Linked DNA regions of Homo sapiens: region 2 is linked to region 1. Evidence: chromatin contacts called from ENCODE Hi-C or POLR2A ChIA-PET data. All regions are on one chromosome and are shown on one strand. Each heading gives the region's core, a stretch centred on a gene start or an enhancer-like site at or near the end of the contact. The rest is flanking DNA. Distances are from core to core; before and after follow the strand shown.

Region 1 (6,867 bases), core at 2,510-5,009:
AAAGCAACCCTGGTAGAGTCTGATGGAAGAGCAAGGCTGCAACCAAATCATTACACCAATAAGTGGGAAATTGCTATGGATGTGAGTGCTCCAAAGGAGAGGTAGGTGGGCCAAGAAAGCTATAAAGAAGGGAATTCAGCCTAATCAGGGAGGGCTTCCCTGAAGAGGGGATGTGAAGATGGAGGAGGAAGGATGAGGAGGCCTCATCAGGAGAGGGGGTGGAATGCAAGGTCAGGGCAGAAGGAACAGCATGAGGAAGGCCCATGTGAGGCAGAACATGACAAATGGGAGGGACAAAAGATGGTGTCCCTGCAGAGTCTGGAGGGCAGCTGGATTTCTGTCATTCTCCTCACAGCAGGGGGAGTCCCTGAAGGTCTTTCAGGCAGGGGTTTATAAGCTCAGATATGCATGTCGAAAAGATCACCCTAGCTGCTTTCCAAGTCAGGGTCCTCTCTCTGTGCATTAACTGCACATGCACTACTTGTCTCTCTGCCTAAAATGCCTCTCTAGTCCCTGCATCGGTCAGCACAGGCTAAGTTATGCTGCAGTAACAAACAGCCCCAACAGCTCAGCAGTTTAAAACAGCAAAGGTTTAGTTTTCACTCATGTTGCATGTCCATCATGGGTCACCAAGGGCTTCACGCACGGAGTGACACAGGGACTCAGGCTGGCAGCAGCCACCACCATCCCGCCTTACTACCAGTTGCCATGCCACAGGGAAAGTGCACTGTGGAGGGTCTCACACCAGCAATTAAATGCTGTGGCCCAGAAGTGACGTGAATCACTGTCATTTATAATTCACCAGCCAGTCATGGGGCCCCCACCCAAGCGCAGGTAGAGCTCCAGTCAACCTACTGTGGAAATGGAAGAACCGGAAATAGTAAGAGGAAAGCACTAAGGACCACCAGACACTCCCATCCCACTGTGCCCTTTGCTAACCTTAATTTATTCATTAGATGACAACAGCTCAAGGATTTGAGGAGGAAAGGCCAGCCTATGTAGGAGAGATCGGGGTATGGAGTTCAGAGAGATCTAGGAGAGGATAGAAGATGAGGTCAAGGGCAGGGGCCAGATCATTCGGTAGCTTTTAGGTCACTACACCAATTTGGTTCTTTATCCCCAACACACTGGAAAGACTTCTAGGTGTTTAAAGCAGGAAATGGGATGCCTGATATGATCCTATTTGGAATGGATCACTCTGACTGCCATGAGGGGGTGACTGCAGGTAGACATTAGGAGGCTCTTGCTGTTGTCCTGGGGAGAGACAGCGATGGCTTGACTACAACACTGGGGAAGAGGGGATGGAGAGAAGTGGATGGGTTCATTTGAGAGGATAAAGTTATCTGGGTCTGGAGATGGAGTAGATTGGGGTGACAGAGACAGAGACACCAAGGCTTCTGCCTTAAAGAGTAGTGGGACAGTGTGCTCTTGGCCAAGATCAGAGCCCTAGAAGAGGTTTAGAGAGGAAGATTATGGACACCTTTGGCCACTGTGGGTTTGTCATGCCTATGAGACAGCCAAGAGAGCAGGCCAAGAAGGCAGCTGAATCCACAGGCAGGACTCCCGACTCCTACCCCAGTGTTCTTTACTTTATACTTGCCAACAACCTGGAACCAGGGAAACTCCCTGTAAGTCCAGGAGAGGGCAGATCCAAATAGGAGAAATCCTACTTGACACCAAGGAGAAGAAATTGATGGAACACATCAACCCAAGAAGTCTAGACGACAGAACTGTAACTCAGGTCAAATGAGTCCATAAGTGCAGAGGTGATGGCTATCATGACCAATCTAGGACTCCTAGGACAACTGAGGGGAGTCCCTCATCTTTGTGAACGTCACCAGGGAAGGAAACGAGACCCTGCCACCAGCTGTTCCTTGGGGCCCTGTCAGTTTGAGACTGGATGGACCACGGTGGGGTCTGTGGGGGCAATTCTGATATTCCCAGGTCAGTACCTTCTGCCGTGATTCTGGGGGAGAACACTTCTTAAACAGTATGCCAGGCCCTGGAACAGGCATTTCATCTTTGCTATCTCATTTAATTTCACAACTTCCTTGCCGGGCAGGTTTTGTTGGACTCAGGGATGGAGACACAAGGCTCAGAGAGGCCAAAGACAACGATGTGAAGTCCAAAGTCAGACAGTGACTATGAGGAGGAGGTAGAATTCAAAGAGAGAAAGCCTTTCCATTAAACTGAATACAGCAAGAGGTCTGGGCTCTATTCCCAGAAGGGAAGGTTTCTACACGTGCCCTATAGAACTCTGCTTGTCCACCTTTCAGAGAGTCGGCGGGCAAAGACTGTGCCCTGCTCCCCAACTACGACCCTACACCTCCAACAATGACCCTAGGAAAGCCCGAACCTTCCTCCCTCCCAAGAGGAAATGTGGGCAAGGACCAGCTTGGTTGCTACAGGCATCATGCTCCACAGAAAATTCTTCTGTCCCCAAACCCCCAAAGTTTATAGGGTTTCCAGGTACCAAGAGCAATCTCTCATCATTGCCTCCTGGCCCCACGCACAAAGGGCTGGGTGTGTTTCCTTACAGCCACTCTAAATTATACAGCACAGCCTTTCTCCACACGAAGCAAACGTCTAGGAAAGAGGAGACGTTTCACATTTTTCTCCCCTAAATCCCAGCCCAGCCTGGGGGGTTCTAAGCCCCCATCTCCCAACTGGGCTCTAGACACACACCAGCAATTTTTCACCAGCATCGCCCAAGACATTGGTATTCTCTTTGCAGCGACTCGCCTAGAGCACGCTGGCCTTGACCGGAGAGAGGTCATTGGCCGCTAAGTTTCTGCAGTTTCTGCATAGGAGAGTACCTTGGGGACTGCGAGTGGGGGGTGGAGGCTACGCTCCGGAGAGGTTTCCCGAAGAGTCTACACCGCAACTGACACTTAAAACGCATTCCAGAAATGCCCTCCGGCTCGGCCACGCTTCGCGGGCAATCGCGAACCGCGATGGAGAAGGCTTCGTCGCATCCCAAAGGACGCCTCCCACCTTCATCCCCGAGCACCCCGCAGCAGCCCCCGGCGCGGGGCCGAGGGCGTCCGCGAGAACTAGGCCGGCGGCCGCGGCGAGCCCTCTGGCGTCGGCGTCCGCGCCCCGCCCCGTCCGTGTCACCGCGTTCTCATTCCGAGCGCTCGGCCCGGGCCGCCACTCCCATTGGTCGGCGGCCACGTCCGTCAGCGGGCGCGCCGCTTGCGGAGAGAAAAGGCTACATTGTAACAAGGCGAGGAGCGAGCGAGCTGGGAGGAAGGAGGCGGAGGGCGGCCCCCGGCTCCCGCGGCGGCGGCAGCTACCTGCCGAGGGTTCACCCACCTCGCGGCCACGGCGGGCCGCCCCCCACCCCGCGCCGGCGCCGTCCGGACCCCCGCCCCGCGCCCGCGCCGAGACCCCCGGCCGCCCCCGCCCCCAGCCGCCGCTCCCGGCCCCCGCACCGGCGGCCCCCGCGCTCGCTGGCAAACTGCCGAGCGCTCTCCGAAGCCATTTTCAATGGCCACATTGGCTACCGGGGCTGACTCACCTTCCCGGGAATGCTGCGGCAGCCGCGGGGCCCGGGCGGCGAGAGCGGCCCGGCGGGCGGCTCGGCGGAGGCGGCGCGGCCTCGGCTGGCGGCCCCCGCGGAGGGAGCGGCCGCGCTGCGGGCGCGCTGGTCCCCGGCGAGGCAAAGTTTCAGCGCCAGCCTCGGCGCGGCGGCGGCGGCGACTCGCTGCTGCTCTCCTCCCCTGCTTTGACCACCATCTTATTAGTACAGGAAATGACATGGAAAACGGAAGAAAGCGGCGTTTGGGGCAGACGCGGACCCCCCAATTCAGGGGCCGGAGCCGGGACTCACCAGCCGCGTCCCGACCCGGCCCCGGAGAAAACTCCCGGGGCCCCTTAGGCCCGCGCCCTGCCCGGAGGGGGGAACCCGGCTCTCCAAACCCAAAGGGAGAGGGAGCGTTTTATAATCCAGCCCGTGGAGAAATCGAGAAAAAAATAGATGAAAAAAAGAAAAGGTTAAGAGAGAACTTTCGAACTGGGATACTTTTTTGGGGTCAGAAGTAAAAGTTCTCAAATTTTAATAAAGTCATTGTGAGGGGGGCTCCCTGGCTCTCCCGGTCGCGTGGCTGTCCATTTGGAACCAAATAGTCGGGGGGAGTCGACGCGTTTGGATTTTTAACCCTTTCAGGGCTCCGCGGCTGGCCCCCTCCCGGTCCCATTTAACCCTTTGAATGCTCAGCAGTTTGGAGATACAAACTGAAGTTGCGAGACGCAGGCGTCCCGCGAAGGCTGAGGGTGAGGGGCTTGGGGTTCGTTAAAAATATTAACTCTTTATGTGGGGTTGCGGTTTTGTAGTCACGAATCGCACATGTTCTTCAAGTCAAAATATGTTACAGAGGGAGAGAGATTCTGAGAACTGGAGGGGCTGGTCCCTGGCTGGCTTGGAAAAGATGTTTAAGCGGCATTCACTTGCTCGATTCCTCAGTTTCTCCATCTGTGAAATGGGATTCGACATCACAGAGAGGGGGTGAAGAGGGAAAGACTGGGCCGGGGGTGGAATTGTCACAGAGTGCTTGAGTGCTTGACATGCTTTCCTGAGCGCCTGGAAAACTGACAGGTTGCGATGGGGCTGGAAGCCTTGGAGGAGGGCAAGGGACACTGCAGGGTGGCGTAACCAGGACAACCATTCCCCAATCAACCCCTTTCTCGTGGCGTCCTCTACAAGTCCTGTGGCCCAATGGCGACGTCTCTCCTACCAAGGGAGGATGCTCTGTGCAAGCTCCAAAATTGGGGCAGTAAACCCCAGTTGGTGATTCCCAGGAAGGCACCTGGGCGAGGCGCTGTCCAGTGCTTTCCCCAAACATCCACGAAGCCCTGCAAGAGTTGCCCAGACGGCCCCCAGAGGGTACTACCCCAGGGAAGCCTCCTCCCAAGGCGGAAGGAGTTCCGTGTCAACCTTGCTGCTGGCGATCCGCAGATGGGCGTTCATGGTCAGATGGGCGTTCATGGTCAGATGGGGGTGCTCATGGCTTTTGGAATCTGGATGTGGAGCTGGAGGCGGTGGGGGTGATGAGGGAGGGAGCACTGTGGGTACCACATCATTTGTTTCCCTTGACTCTGGCGTCACAAACACAGCTTCTTGGAATCTCATGCCTGTTACTGGCTGTGTGATCTGGAGCAACTGGCTTCACCTCTCTGAGCCTTTATTTCCCACATCTGCAAAGTGGTGCACAGTAATACCCACGTTCCTGGCTCTGTGTAAGGAGCCATGAGAGTGTATTTAAAGGGCCCAGCACCCAGCTGCTCTCAGTAGATGCTCAAGAGACAGTAACAACCCTATCGTTATATGAGGTTCAATGCAACTGTAAGTTTCCTGAGTATTTCTCTGCTTGGTGCCAGGCAGAGTGTCGGGTACTGGGGGACGGGGGTTGGGGGAGGGGTTCCACGATTAGAATGACAAGATCCTTCAGGCAGGTCTTGGTCTGCCCAAGAGATGAAGGCACTCGCAGATAACTTCAATTAATTCAGAACTGAATGCACCTCCAGTTGCACTGAGCATGGTTTTGGATGCCAAGTGCCCGGCCGAGAAAAGAGCACTGAGGAAGGAGCCATTTGTTGTTCCTTTTGAGGAGAAAGATTCACCAAGGAAGTAATGTCAGAGGTAGGCCTGGAATTTCCACCAATGGTAGGATGGCATTGCCAGGAAGGCAAAGAGCAGAAGCAAAGACCTCGAGGCGTCAACGTACCCAGGGTGTTGGACATGTGTCCTGCAGTGACTGGGGTAGAGGGTGAGGCAGAGATATCGGAGATGAGGGCAAAAAGAGAAGTAGATAAAGGAGGGGAGTGGTCCCATCCTCCAGAGAGCAAAAAGATCTTTAAGAGAATGAGCTGGCAAGTTGGAAGTGAGGTAAGGAGGGAATTTCTTGTGGCATTGGTTTTCTATTTAAATCTCCCCATCCATTTCTATCCTGGCTTCCTTTGCCAGGAAGCCGTAGGTCCTCAGCTGCATCTGTAGGGTGAGACTGGGTCCTCAGGCATTGCAGGCTGGGGAGTCAGCGCTTCAGGCGTCACACTGGGACTTGTCCAGGGGCTGTGGGGAGCAAAGAGATGCGGTGTGATCCAGAGACCCAGGTCTGAGTCCCAACCTGTCGCCTGAGGCATTTGACTTGTCCTCTTTGGGGGCCAGTGTTTTCCTGCATGGCATGAAGAGTTGGGACCAGGGGTTCTATATTTTGCCCTCAAGAAACTGCCCCTGTAGTTACATAGTCAAGGCCAAGGCACAGGAAGGAATCTGAAACAAGGCTGGGGGAATTGTTGGAAACATCTCAGAAGGGAAGCCCTAGGCAGTTGGAGGGTTGACACATGTGCTCTGGGTCAATGTGGGCAGAAAGTGGGCAGAAAGTGGTCCCAGACCCTGAGTGTGATCACCACGGACAAGCAGTCTAGACAAAGCACGTCTTGTGAGGCAGTGCCTCAGTTTCCCTCTGTGGGCTGAGTTGGGCCTGAAAGTCAGAAGTAGGGATGAGATAAGAGCTCCACTGGCATTTCCTGAGAACTTAAGGGAAGGGGAAGGAGAACAGGATTGAAGCGAATAGGGCATATGGTACACACCTTCTGGGTTATTACCATCTATACTCAATAATCTCAATAATCCAAGAAGGATATCATCATCACTATTTTTTGCAGGCAGAGAAACCATGTTCAGAGAGGTTAAGAGACTTGCCCAAGGTCACACAGCTAGTTTGAGGCAGGGTGAGATTCAAACATAGGTCTGCCTGACTCCATTGCTCAGTGTCATCTGCTGTTAGTCATTTCTGGTTCATTGTCCTTTTCCATAATGCAGCTTTTCAGCCTAATGGGTGGTGAAATATTTCCTTAATTTCTCCC
Region 2 (6,867 bases), core at 1,905-4,404, 200 kb after region 1:
AGGCAGATATTTTTATATCCGTGCAGGCGAGGGTCGTATAGCTACTTAGGAGCAGAGCCAAGGTCCTAGCCGACTTATCTCACTCTCACCTAGAATAATGATGACTCCTCATTGTTACCGTGCACCAAGCATCTATTCTTGCCTGTCGTTAGGGGCACACTTAATGAATGTCAATGTTACTCCTCACAGCAGCCCAGTGAGGTGAGTTTTTTTTTTATGCCCAGTGTAAAGATCAGGTAACTCAGAAGAGTTGAGGGCAGAATGGCTGCCTAAGGGATGTTTCTGAACTGGACACATCACTTTAGAAAAGTATATAGGGGCCGGGCGCGGTGGCTCACGCCTGTAATCCCCGCACTTTGGGAGGCCGAGGCGGGCGGATCATGAGGTCAGGAGATCGAGACTATCCTGACTAACATGGTGAAACCCCGACTCTACTAAAAATACAAAAAATTAGCCGGGTGTGGTCGTGGGTGCCTGTAGTCCCAGCTACTCGGGAGGCTGAGGCAGGAGAATGGCATGGACCCAGGAGGCGGAGCTTGCAGTGAGCCGAGATCACGCCACTGCACTCCAGCCTGGGCGACAGAACGAGACTCCATCTCAAAATAAATAAATAAGTAAATAAATAAATGAAAAGTATATAGGGAGGAAGACAATAAGAGCCTCTAATGGGTGCTTTCTGGAGAGCGGATGCAGGGGGTTATGGATAGAGCCAGCTGCTTCTCCCCTGGTCCCCCTCCAAGCACTTTGCCTGTTATCTTGAGCGGTTACTGTTGCTGCTGTTGACTATCTGTGCAGTCATCTACAAGGGGGCTGTGAACTCTCCAAGGACAGGGACACTGTCCTGTTCACCCCTGGGGCCCCAGCACATAGCACCTTGCCTGGCATAAGGGTGAGGCACTGTCAGGATGGCCTCGTTCACAAAGGATGGTGGGGCAGCCTTGGCCCAGCCTGAGCTCCCAGCCTCCCCAGCTTCCCCGTTGATAAGGAGACTGAGAGAATACAGACACCCAGAGGGCAAAGGTTATCCACTCCAAATACCACTTAAGGTGGGAATTCTTCCTCTGCTGTCCTCATCAACCCTTCCCTGGATTCTGCTTGCATGCTGCTAGTGACAGGGCACTCATTCATGACAACTAAGGCAGCCTCTTCCATGTTGGAAAACTTGGAGTGATTGTGACAAAGGCCTCCCACTGATGTATGATCAGGCTGGCTGGGATTACAAGCACAGACCCTGCTGCTAGTCTTTAGGGTTACACCAAGCAGAGCACTGGCAGGTGTCCCCAAGTCTGGGAGGACATTGCACATGAATGACGCTGGGGGCCCTCCCTTCAGCAATCCAGAGCCCTGAGTGCCAGAAAGGCAGAAGAGGGAGTGACAAATGAATTCATCAACCCAGCTTGGCCCAGCTCTGTAAAGGCAGTGAGGTGAGACTGAGTTGTTGCAGAAATTACTATAGAGCCTTGAGTCAGATGGCTCCACCCAACACACCTTAAAAATAATCCTCATCTAGAGTCACATACTTTGATTGATTGATTGATTCATTCATTATTGGCTATCACTGTCTAGGTGTTTGGCTGGGGGCAGTGTCAGTGGCACTGGGGCATCAGAGTTTATCTACCTTAGTAATCAGGACAGTTTATATTCACTGAGCACTTACTATGAACCAAGGACTGTTCTGTTTACTTCCTTGCCAAGGGCACAGACTCTCCTGCCCAATCCCAGCTCTGGTGAGGACAGTGGGAGCCTGCATGGCACAGAGTCCATGCACAGTAAACATGAGCAGCTCCTATTAACTCTAAATCTCTACAGCAACCATAGCCGGTTCTTACTATTGGTTGCTCTAGGTGACTTACTTTGTCCAAGGCCACACAGGCACTAAAAGGCAGAGTCAGGATTTGAACCTAGGTGATCTGGTTCCAGAGCCTGCTCTATTAACCGTTAAGGAACTGGTGCAGACAGAACCGAGACCTGGAGTCAGAATGCCCACCTAGCTAGATGCCTGAGGCAGCCACTCACCTCTTTCTGTCTTATTTACTTGTGAAATGGAGCATGTCATCAGCCTTGCCTTCCTTTTCCCGCAGCCCCCCACCCCGGTTCCTGGCCCACTGTGACCATCAGATCAGATGAAAGAGATCCAGGCATTTCTCTAAGGAGAGCACAGGGTGGTGGGGGTTGGGGTGGGAGAGAGCACATTATTTTCCCACCATAAGGGGTTGAAGGAGCCCAGAATTTGGGGGTGGGGCCTTGTCTGTAGGAGCCTGGTTCTCTCAGGTTGACACGCCACCAGAGAGCCTCCATGACCCCCAACCCTCATCCTCACCCCAGCCCCCCATAGGATGTGTAGAGACAAAAGGTTTGACAACTGTAGCGCCAACAAGCGTCCTAGAGCCCCAGATAAGATCCTAGCCTCCTGACAGCGCAACTGACAGCAGCATCTCTGAGGCTGGATTTTAGGGTGGAGTATGAAGAAGGTGGCCGTAGTGACAGTGGGGTCATGTTATTTGGCCAAGTCACACCAAGCAGGGAGAGAGAAGGGTGGGCCTAGGCTGGAAGCCTGAAGGCTGAGTGAACTCAAACTTTAACGACCATGGCCTGTAAAATGGGACTAAGCACAGCGCCCTTATGGGTTGCTGTGAAAATCAAATGAGTTAATACTTGTAACTCCTTTAGCATATGGTGTCTGGCATCAGAGAGTGCGCAGCAAACGGTGACTATTGTCGTGACTGTGTTATTACACACTTGGGTATCACCGCCAGCCAAAGCAGTCCCTTCCATTTCAGGCACCGGCCTGGGCCCGGGAGACACCGCAAGGCTATTTAAGATGGTGTGGTTTGCCCATCTACGTTGATCGTCCCAAGAAAGGGGCACCGTCTGCAGAACTTGCCAGGAAAGTCATCCTGGGCGGCGCGGGCCACGCCAGGGTCTCCCCGCGCGGCTTCCTCCCCCGGCGCCTTCTCTCGGGCGCGCGTGCGCCCCCTGCAGGCGGCCCCCGGGAGAGCCTCGCGGGGGAGCCGGGAGCCTGGTTTCCCCGCCAACCCCCATCCCGCCCGCCCCGGCGGCCACCCTGGGGGCGAGGCAGCCCGGCGCGTGGGAGGGGACGGCGCGCCATTGGCTTGTGCGCGGAACCGAGAGGAGGGACCAGCGCGGGCCGCCAGACTCGGTAAGCCCCGGCCGCGCAGGGCGCCGCGCGCAGTCCAGCCGGCCCGGCCCTGCCCTGCCCTGCCCTGTCCTGCCCTGCCCTGCCCTGCCCTGCCCTGCACTGCCCGGCCCGGCACGGGCGGCGCGATGTGAGGCGTCCGAGCCCGGAGCCTCCGCCTGGCATCAGCTCCACGTAGCCCAGCGCCGGCACGCGCGAGGCCCGTAAGTTCTGCTCCCCGCCGCCGCTTCCGAGCCGCGGACTTTCCCCTCCCGCCGCCCGCCGCCTGCGCAGCGCAACCCAGCGGGGCTCCTGCGGCCGACGGGACCGCAGAGGGGCGGCCGGGACCCCGCGCGCGCTAACCGGGCGCCCCGGGACATCTCGGCACCCGCTGAGCCCGCTGGGACCCCAGGGGGTCGCCTCCCCAGCTCCCCAAGGCGCCGTCCCGCAGCCCCTTCCGTCTCCCCTGCGCGCTCTCCCCTCGCCGCCCCTCCCTCTGACTCGGTTTCCCCTCTCCCCCGGCTCCGCGGTCGCCCTCCTCCTGGACTGCTTATTTCGTCCTCGGCCACTGCCTCTCGGGCTCGAGCTTTCTGCTTCAGAGCAGGAGAGAAACGGAGCGAAAGCAGTTTCTGTCTCCCCGGGGTCTGACTCGGTCCCCCGCGCTCGGTTCTCTGTCCCCTCCCCCTCCCGCCATTGTTCCCGGCAGGAGGAGTGCGCGGCGCAAACTTGCGAGTTCCCCCAGTCTTTGCCCCCGCAGGGCCGCGGACGGAGGTGGTGGCGGAGTTCCCGCTGCCCACAAGTCTGGCCCGACCTTCTGGGGTGGGGGCCTGGGGGCAGGGGCCCTGGGCCGGAGAACCCGGGGCCGCCTAACGGCTCGGAGCTCACCGCCGGGGGACACCGGCGCTGAGGCCTGGGTCTCAGAAAGTGGGTGAGTGTCTGGAGCGGGGACATCAGGGACAGATTGCAGGGGGAGGGGCGAGGCTGAGAGAGTCCCCCGTCCCCAGGCTGGAAAGGGGCGGGCAGAAACCCAGGCCGCGCCTTAGCCCAGTTAGGGGGTGGGTAGGGGACGCACAGGTGGAGACGCCCCCCACTCTCCCCAAAGTCGCGCGATCTGCAGGAAGGGTACAGTGTGGGGCCACTGGCCGGGCGCTGGGTGGGTTAGGGCCCCTGCCGTGGGCAGAACACTCGCACCTACCCGGGGGAGGCTGTGTGGAGGAAGGGCCAGAACGCCGCGCCCACCCCGGCGCGCCCCGCTGGGCGGGGCGGGGCGGGGCGCTCGCCTTGGGTCCCCTCGCTCTACCTTCCTTCGCCCTGACCCAGTCTCGGGCTTCCGCCTCTTCCTGGAGCCCGGGGGGAGTGGGTTTCTCCGCCGGAGAGATGGAGGCTGGGGCAAGAGCAGCGCGGAGGCCAAGAACCCCCAGGCTCCTCCAAAGCCCAGAGCGGCTGGCCAAGGCCCCCTCACCGCCCCACTACCCTGCACTTCCTGATTGGTTTCTTTCAAACAAACTTCTTGACGGGGCGGGCCTGCGGGGAGAAGTCACCGGGGCTGCCCACCCCAACTATGTGGTCCCTTGGACCTCCACCCCTGACGGCCTGTGGAGAGGGGACCAGGATCTGCGGCCCGCAGATCCCAGGGACGCGGGGGTCGTTTTGTTGCAGAGCCAGGAGGGGGCACTGTCCGCTCCTTAGCCTCAGCCCCAGACTTCGAGAAAGGAGAGAAAAGATTTTTCTTGTTGGGTTGTTAGGAAATAAGACTATTCTCCAGGCTTCTGTTGTCCCATCTGTAAAATGGGTCGTCTTGTTCCTGAGGCCCCCTCTGTCCCCACCATCCCAGGAGGCCCCTGCCATGGCCGCTTCTTTCCCAGTCACATGTCGTCAACTTCCTCCGTGCTTCCAAATTTGGAGTGGAGGGCTAAGGCCGAAAGCCCCTTCACCCATGTCCAGCTGTCATGACCTGCCAGTTCTAGGACTGCGACCTATTTTCTGCACAGCTCTGCCTCCAGGCCCCTTGTGGCTTCTCCAGCTCACACCCAGCCTCCCAATTTCTTTTGATAGCCCCACCTCTGTGGGAAGAAGGGCCTGCCCCTCTTGGGGTATGGGGGAGGAGGGGGCTGGATTTAACAGGAATGCCCCATAGTCACACAGTTTGGGGCTGTTCTTTACTTTTGCTTATTGAACAAAATGTTTGTGAGCATTACACCAAAAATGGCTTATGGAGCAAAGTGCCAGGGACAGTTTCAGGCACTGGGGAGACAGCTGTGGACAAAATAAAAATTTTTGTCCTCATGGAGCTGATGCTTAAAAGCAGGGGGCAGGGGGAGGCAATTCCCTAATAAAAACAATAAGCAAATTATATAGTGTACTGAGAGGTGAAGGGGAAAAGTTGTGTTGGGGGTATTGAGGCCAGGGACCGGGTTGTCATTTTAAATAGGGTGTCAGGGAGGTCTCCCTGAGGAGGTAACTTTTGAGCTACAGCCTTGAGGGAGATGAGGGAGTGAGCTGTGTAGACAGCTAGAGCACAGCCCATGCAAAGGCCCTGAGGCTGGAATGTGCCTACCCTGCAGCTAGCAGGGAGTGAGGGGCTGAGGAAGAGTGAGTGACTGAGAAGGGATGAATTCCTCCCCTTTCACAGGTGAGGGAAGTGAGGCTCAGAGACAGTATGTCAGTCACCCCAGGACACACAGGCCAGGAGAGGCAGCTGCAGGGCGGGGTGCCTGATGTTCTGACTCCTGGTCCACGATACCTCCCCGGCACCCTGTGTCTCACTGTTTATCCTGCTACACTGGCTGGACCCCTCCCAGGGCCAGCGCAGCATCGTCCTCCTGCCCCAAAGTGACCCTTGCTCTCTCTCATCCCACTTCCTTCCTATGACCAGTCCCTTCTGAGCACCCAACTCTGACCTGGCACATGATCCCTAGAAGGGGACCTGCTCTGAGGCAGATTTGGTCAAGGGGGCAACTGAGGCAAGGAAGTAGAGTCTTCTAGTCTAAAAATAATGAGCAGCATTATTATTGAACATTAACTACAAAACAGGCGCTGTTCTGGATTTTTTTGGTGCATCTTCTCACTGGTGAGAGGTTGGTGTCATTATTACACCCCATTTAACAGATGAGGAAACTGAGGCCCAGGGAGGCAGAGTCACTGGCCCAAAGGCATACAGCTCATCAGTGGTAGAGCCAGGATGGAGCACAAGCCTTTTAAGTCATGAGCTAGTCCTTTAACCACTAAGCCAGCACCCCAGGATTGGGGAGACACTCAGTCCTGGACTATGGTTGTGGCCCATCTTATCCTGCGAAAAGGGCAGGGACCCTTCCACCTGCCTCCCCCAACTCACCCAGAAGACAAATCACCGCTTGCTTTTGAAGAAACGGGCTCAAAATGTGGAGCATCCCTTCGAGGAAGCTCCTGTCCTTTCCTCTCCCTTCCTCTCCCACCCTCTTCTCCCCTCTAAGTTCCTGAACAGCCACGGGGTGGGGGAGGGGCATGGGGAGAGTGGGGTGCAGGTCGGAGAGGGAGGTGCCTGCTGCATTCTCACCAGACCCCTAGCCCGATAGGATCTGGAAGTCAGGCTGTCCTGATGACGACACCAGCTGCCCTTGAGGGCCCTGACATGGTCACTGGGCCAAGGGGCAGGCTGGCCTATTCTCAGAGTCGAAAAGGACAGGAATTCTTCATGTTCTGCCCATGTGAATGACCGTCGAGACAGGAAAAACCTCCCAGTGACTTCTGAG

What was found. A loop is a pair of places that touch in the nucleus more often than their neighbours do. ChIA-PET counts read pairs that join two places held with the same protein, here RNA polymerase II (POLR2A). Pooled maps may share reads with other maps.
Region 2: a loop to region 1 is called in a map of CD8-positive, alpha-beta T cell, with 17 times the contacts of the local background. The contact joins the promoter of TP53I11 here to the promoter of PRDM11 in region 1. A Hi-C loop is called at or near these places in 4 of 168 maps with a recorded cell type or tissue (B cell, CD8-positive, alpha-beta T cell, IMR-90 and 1 more) and 12 of 50 pooled maps. POLR2A ChIA-PET finds 5 or more read pairs at or near these places in 4 of 52 experiments (HCT116, K562, activated T-cell and 1 more).

What each region holds. Positions count from the first base shown.
Region 1 is chr11:45,143,531-45,150,397 of GRCh38, reverse strand. PRDM11 (PR/SET domain 11) reads right to left here and starts at 3,759. Exons shown (of 8, transcript NM_001384648.1): 1 at 3,521-3,759. LOC105376652 (a long non-coding RNA gene) reads left to right here and starts at 3,615. Exons shown (of 6, transcript XR_931241.3): 1 at 3,615-5,344. RefSeq lists silencers at 3,009-3,198, 3,279-3,358.
Region 2 is chr11:44,947,170-44,954,036 of GRCh38, reverse strand. It overlaps TP53I11 (tumor protein p53 inducible protein 11), which reads left to right and starts at 3,154. Exons shown (of 7, transcript NM_006034.5): 1 at 3,154-3,360. RefSeq lists silencers at 2,965-3,224, 3,255-3,384.